2 separate regions of the Homo sapiens genome follow, and region 2 is linked to region 1. Evidence: chromatin loops called from intact Hi-C (ENCODE). Cell type or tissue: PC-3. All regions are shown on one strand. Links, peaks and the distances in the headings refer to the core of each region. The heading gives the core; the rest is flanking DNA.

What was found. A loop is a pair of places that touch in the nucleus more often than their neighbours do. Peaks named below come from ENCODE experiments on the same cell type or tissue, not always from the same donor. Only the 100,000 strongest peaks of a DNase experiment are listed, where the experiment ranks them.
Region 2: it touches region 1 in a loop (5-fold over the local background); 2 of 110 quality-filtered maps call a loop at or near these places.

The regions. Positions count from the first base shown.
Region 1 is chr1:216,462,874-216,465,919 of GRCh38, reverse strand. No RefSeq gene overlaps it. Among named protein-coding and RNA genes, the nearest start is that of USH2A, 41 kb to the right of the region's middle. In PC-3, for the core only: no CTCF peak of the experiment used is centred there; a DNase peak (open chromatin) is centred at 1,279; H3K4me3 peaks cover 319 bases; H3K27ac peaks cover 519 bases.
Region 2 is chr1:216,324,533-216,327,323 of GRCh38, reverse strand. USH2A (usherin) reads left to right here. Exons shown (of 72, transcript NM_206933.4): 6 at 1,725-2,019. Among named protein-coding and RNA genes, the nearest start is that of USH2A, 98 kb to the left of the region's middle. In PC-3, for the core only: no CTCF peak of the experiment used is centred there; a DNase peak (open chromatin) is centred at 1,093; H3K27ac peaks cover 1,216 bases.

The sequences.
Region 1 (3,046 bases), core at 312-2,811:
TCTATTTCAAATATTGTCTTCCATTATTGATGTAAATACATCCAGGTGTCCTGTTACTTCCAATTATTACAAGAAACATAAAGTCATTGTAAATTTTATCCAACATCACTTACAATGAATGGAGAGACCTTTTCATGCCAAGACTACCAAAGTGTCTCTTTGTTCAGCCTTTCAATCCACAGAAGTGGGGTTGCTGTGTGCACAGTACACTCTCCCCTAGGTGTAGCCTCCTTAGGTGGCCCTGCTGACTTGGATGTATCAGTCCTACAGGCTAGTTTCTTTCATCGGTGACCCAGGGCACCCAACACTTCTTCCTGTGCACCCAGCCAATGTCATCAGTGAATCAGACTCTTTTTTTTTTTTTTTTTGAAATGGAGTCTCGCTCTGTCGCTCAGGCTAGAGTGCAGTGGCGCGATCTCGGCTCACTGCAAGCTCCGCCTCCCGGGTTCATGCCATTCTCCTGCCTCAGCCTCCGGAGTAGCTGGGACTACAGGCGCCCGCCACCATGCTTGGCTAATTTTTGTGTACTTTTAGTAGAGACGGGGTTTCCCCGTGTTAGCCAGGATGGTCTCTATCTCCTGACCTCATGATCCGCCAGCCTCGGCCTCCCAAAGTGCTGGGATTACAGGCATGAGCCACCGCGCCCAGCCCAGACTCTTTATATATTAGCTGCCTCTGGATAGAGTGGTTTAGTTATAGCTTCCTAAAAGGAGAATAATCCATGTCAAGTATAGTTGAGAATGCAAACATTGTGGCAAGAGCACTTGATTTGGATCCAAGCGCCCTGGGTTCAAATTTCCACTCTCTAATTTACGAGAGAGATCACTTAATCTCTCCAAACTTTAGTATTCTTTCTTAACAATGGTGATCAATATCACCTACTTCCCAGAGCTGTTATGAAGATTAAAATAAGTTAGTATACATAGATACGGTTTTTAAAATTTTAGATACCATGTTAAGTTTGGGTAGCACCAAACTTGCTGATCATAATAACATATGTGTATGTAAACACCTTAGTAGAATCTATTACGTGCCAGACTCTGTTTCAAGTGCTTTGTTATATTATATCTCATCTAATCCTCCTTACATCCCTCAGTAGTTGGTGCAGTGCATATACCCATTGCATAAGAGGGTAAACTGAGAGGTTAAGCAACTTGCTGCTCAGTCACATAGCTAGTAAATGAATGAGCTGAAATTTGACTCCAGGGTCCATGTTCATAACCAGTATACTATTCTGCCTCTTAAACAACATAATAATGATCATGATAATAGCAATTACACTCATACCATATATATACATCTTCTGATGAGTCAGTATGTTTGACATTTTCTCTAACTATCCCGTACTCTTTAATCATTGGCCCAGCTCCTGAGCAAATATTTTTTGGTAAAGTAAGGGAATGACTCAGTGTGTAGAAATTTAAAATACATGTCCTAATACAGTGGTTCAACAATCTCATCTTCCCTCTGGGTGACCGTATTATTAGGAACAGCGAAATTTAAATAGTAATAGAATATTTTCATTTGATATAAAATATTAATGATGGTTTTAAACTATATTTTCAAGGAAATTACTGGTCACATCTGTGTCCACAATATATTCTGCCACCTCTTTTATTTTAGCTGTCTTCAATTTAGAGAAAATGCATTAAACTTGTATTTATCTCTTCTCAGGTATTCATGACACTTTAAAGATTGCTTAGTTACACTTATGCTTGTCATCCTCAGCATGTAGTTTGACAAATGTAGTTACAAAAGATGTGACTGCTGTCTGGTCATACTGTAAAACTTTTTATCTAACACCATATTGAGCTCCCATTCCTCCCAATGGCAGAAGGTGTTTTAGTCAGTTCTGGGTTTTCTCAGTCATTTTAGACTTTAACTTGGTTAATTAAAAAATTTTCCCTCTTTATTCTACTCCCATAAGTAGTGTTTAATGCCTGGGGCTCATGCCATCATGGAGAAGCCTAGTCATGATGCCATCTGCTGAGGTAGCCACGGTTCTGCATCATCTCTGGTCTTCTAGCTTCCTTGTCTTGAACTCAAGGCCCTTTCTTTTGACATTGGCCAACCATCAGCATTTACATAATTCTTTTGGGGGCATAGGAAAGTTGGGGATAGCGTCTTGTGCTTTCTGGGATTTGGGAGATTTGCAGGGGTGAACGTGGGTGAGTTGGGGGTGGACAGTGTCTCCTGTTTTCTCTACCCAAACCTGCCCCTATTTAATACCCTTGACTTCTGCTGCTGTTACCTTTCAGCATAGGATCTCATTTACTTGATTGGGTTCCTATTGACCTTAAAGCCTTCCTATTCACAGGTAATCAAACTTACTGGGGATTCATTCAGCCCTTTCAACTCTGCTCCTCTCCCCTCCCTGAAGGAGGATCTTATTTTTTCTAGTTTGGGGTTTAGAGATGGGCAGAGTACAATATAAAATTGGTTCTGTATGCTTCCACATGCTTACGAATCTTTCCTTGTAGGACTAAGCACTTTGATGTGACAGTCAAGGTGACGATGGTTTTGCCCAGTGATCCCAGTGTAACTAGGTACCTAGCTCTAGGTGCTGCTGAAATGGGAGAGGGTGGAAGTAAACAGAGAAATGGACTGTGCGGGGGTGGGGGGATGTCCTGTCAGTATCCTCTAACCACATCTATTTAATTGCATTTCTTTTCTTTCCCTTCCTTTCCTTTTAAAGACAAATGATGGAGAAATGTGGTGCAGTTTGTGTTGTTTGAAGAAATGTTTGGAGTTCTGCTTTTCTGTCTGATAAAAGTCCTGTTTCAGCTATCTTGTCTGGCTGCTCATGGCAGTGAATTCAATCTCTGTCTCTCTCTCTACTTGGGCTATATTATTTCCTTCCATTTAAATTTTTATTTAATTATGTACATTTATTTTTGTTAGCAACCTAAAGTTGAATTCCATAATTTACTGAATTTTTAGCATTTTAATAAATAAGAATTTGTAAATTAAGGCTCAAATATCCAAACAACATACGCATTGCTTCTTTTTGGCTTATTTATTTTTCAAATTTTTATTGAAGTGCCCA
Region 2 (2,791 bases), core at 36-2,535, 140 kb after region 1:
AAACTTGGGATACAATGCTTAAATTTTCTATATGAGGTAGTTTCTATTAACAATACTTGAGAAACTTCTACATCTGCCTTTTTTAAATTGGTTTGTTGACTTTATACCTACTAGAGAATGTAGAACAATAAACGTGATTAATTATTTTGATACATGGGAAATTCTCAAGAGACTGATCTATTAGACTTGGAGACAAGAAGAATGAGCATTTGAAGTATTGTGATATATTTTTCTATTTTCAGTGAACAAATAATTATATAGACTCAGGCTAGCTTTAATGACATTATTTCCTTATCTTGAGAGTAGATGGGAAATCTTTCTTAGGGCTTCTTAAAAGCACACAGAATTTTAAAAAATTTAAGTGAAATTCTGCTTAGGATGCCTTTGAACTTTCTTCTTCAGCTTATGATATCATGGTATAATAGTATATTGTTGTATGGATGAGTTGATCTTATTTACTTCTATTAAAAATCAAAAAGAAGAATGTTCATTCATATTTCTTCAAGGCAGATATAAATTAGTGTGGTGGGTTTCCAAATGAGAAGACTAGCCCTTGTAAATTTAGAAGCATTGCTTTTGATGTGGTTCTTAGTCCATGGCAGATCATTAACAATATAAACATTCTTTCTTACCAGGCTATATAATCAAGGTATGCCTCAGTAAAGGGTGCCATGGCCCTGGAACACAGTGTTAGGTGTATTTACTGCCAAAAGCCTTACTATATTTTAGATCACCTTTGTCTAAAATGCTGAAGGGCAATGTTGTAGTAATTCTTTGGGAATAAAGTTTTTCCTTGGGAGTGAAAGATTTTATACTGGATTCTATACTGGTAGCTTTTGGTCCCATTCAAAACTTGGTATCAGTTGAAAAGAATTGATGAGATTTAAAGAAGGTATGACTTCATGTGATTTAATGAATGGAAAAGCTGCCTGACTCCTTCACTGCTCCACTGGGGTCTGAGAGGAAAAGCCTGGTTTCTCTGGTAAGACCTTGATTACTAATTTTGGCCTACCTGAAATGTCTGGGAAGGTGCTATGTGGAAGAATGCCTATAAATAGAATGACTAATTCTGGTCTAGAACAAGTATATTGCCCCTAATGGAAAAATTAAATATATCTACCTGGAATTGGCATTCTTTGACTGTTGGCAGCCGCCATATGATCTGAAGCCAATGAAGCATTACAGGATGTCAGGATCTGTACTGATGAGTCACAGGAAACCATTGACAAATGGCCTTGGCCTCAGTCCTTCACTTAAAACAGAAGCAGATAAAATGATACTTGCTTTCGTACTTCTTTCCCATGGATGAACTGAAAACATTATCTATAACTCTCATTGTTCTCCATATATTATTGTTCACTCTCAGTAGTTAGTTTAGCATCCTAAGTAAATGTGATCATTTCTATATTATCACAAATAGACACGGTAAAATATTGTGGTATTTAAATAAGTATCTTAATAATCAGACAAGGGCTTATGCATGCTTCTTGATATAAATAAAAAGTTAATATTAAAATGTGTGGGTTTTGATATACATTTTATGATAATGAATTTGTTTATTTGGCCAAAAATAAGTTTTATTTTATGTTTCATGCATCAAATTATTAAAACTAAATGGATACTCATGAAAGCACTAAACGAGTGACATTCATTTGTAACGACTCCTAGAAGTTCTATTACTGTTAAGCTCTTTGTCCTTACAGTCTCCCTCTTGACTCCCACAGAGAGATTCTGGAAGTCTTCTCTGGAGATCTTCTCAGATTGCATGCCCAATCACATTGCCGTTGCCCTGGCAGCCACCCGCGGGTCCACCCTTTGGCACAGCGGTACTGCATTCCTAATGATGCAGGAGACACAGCTGATAATAGAGTGTCACGGTTGAATCCTGAAGCCCATCCTCTCTCTTTTGTCAATGATAATGATGTTGGTACTTCATGGGTTTCAAATGTGTTTACAAACATTACACAGCTTAATCAAGGAGTGACTATTTCAGTTGATTTGGAAAATGGACAGTATCAGGTAATGAGAAACGATAAGGTGTACATTAATTTCCTGTGGTTATTGCAACAAATGCCCACAAACTTCATGTCTTAAAACAACAGAAATATATTCCCTAACAGTTCTGGAGATCAGAAATATGAAATCAACATGTTGGCAGGGCTACATTCCCTTAAAGATTCCAGAGGAGGATCCCTCCTTGCCATTTGCAGCTCCTGGTGGCCCTTGGTGTTACTTGGCTTGTGGCACCACAACTTCAATCTCTGCCTCCATTTTCACATGGTGTCCTTCCTTGTTTCTCTGTGAGCATCAATTATCCCTTTTCTTTCTCTTATATAAGGCCCACCCTATTAGACCCAGGATGATCTCATATTGACATCCTTAATTATACTGCAAAGACCCTATTTACAAATAAAGTCACATTTACAGGTTTGGACAGTAGTACTTGGACATATCTATTTGGGAACACAATTCAACCCACTACAAGGTGAAAACTGAACTAGGCAATTGAACCTTGCCTCAATAAAGTAGTGTATTATAATGTATACAATAAAAATATCTAAAAGACAACATGTAGGACCTTATGTTTGAGATTTGTATCAAAATGATATTTATGAAATGTTGAAAATAATTATTTTTATTAAGTAGCAAAAATTAATACAAACTAAGGTGCTTTTTCTAAATTAAGAAGTCTCTATATATGACATTTATTTCATAGAAGTAATGTTCTTTGTTTATGTCTTTATTTGCATGTTGATTTATAAAATCCTTGAGCAAATGAACAGATACACAA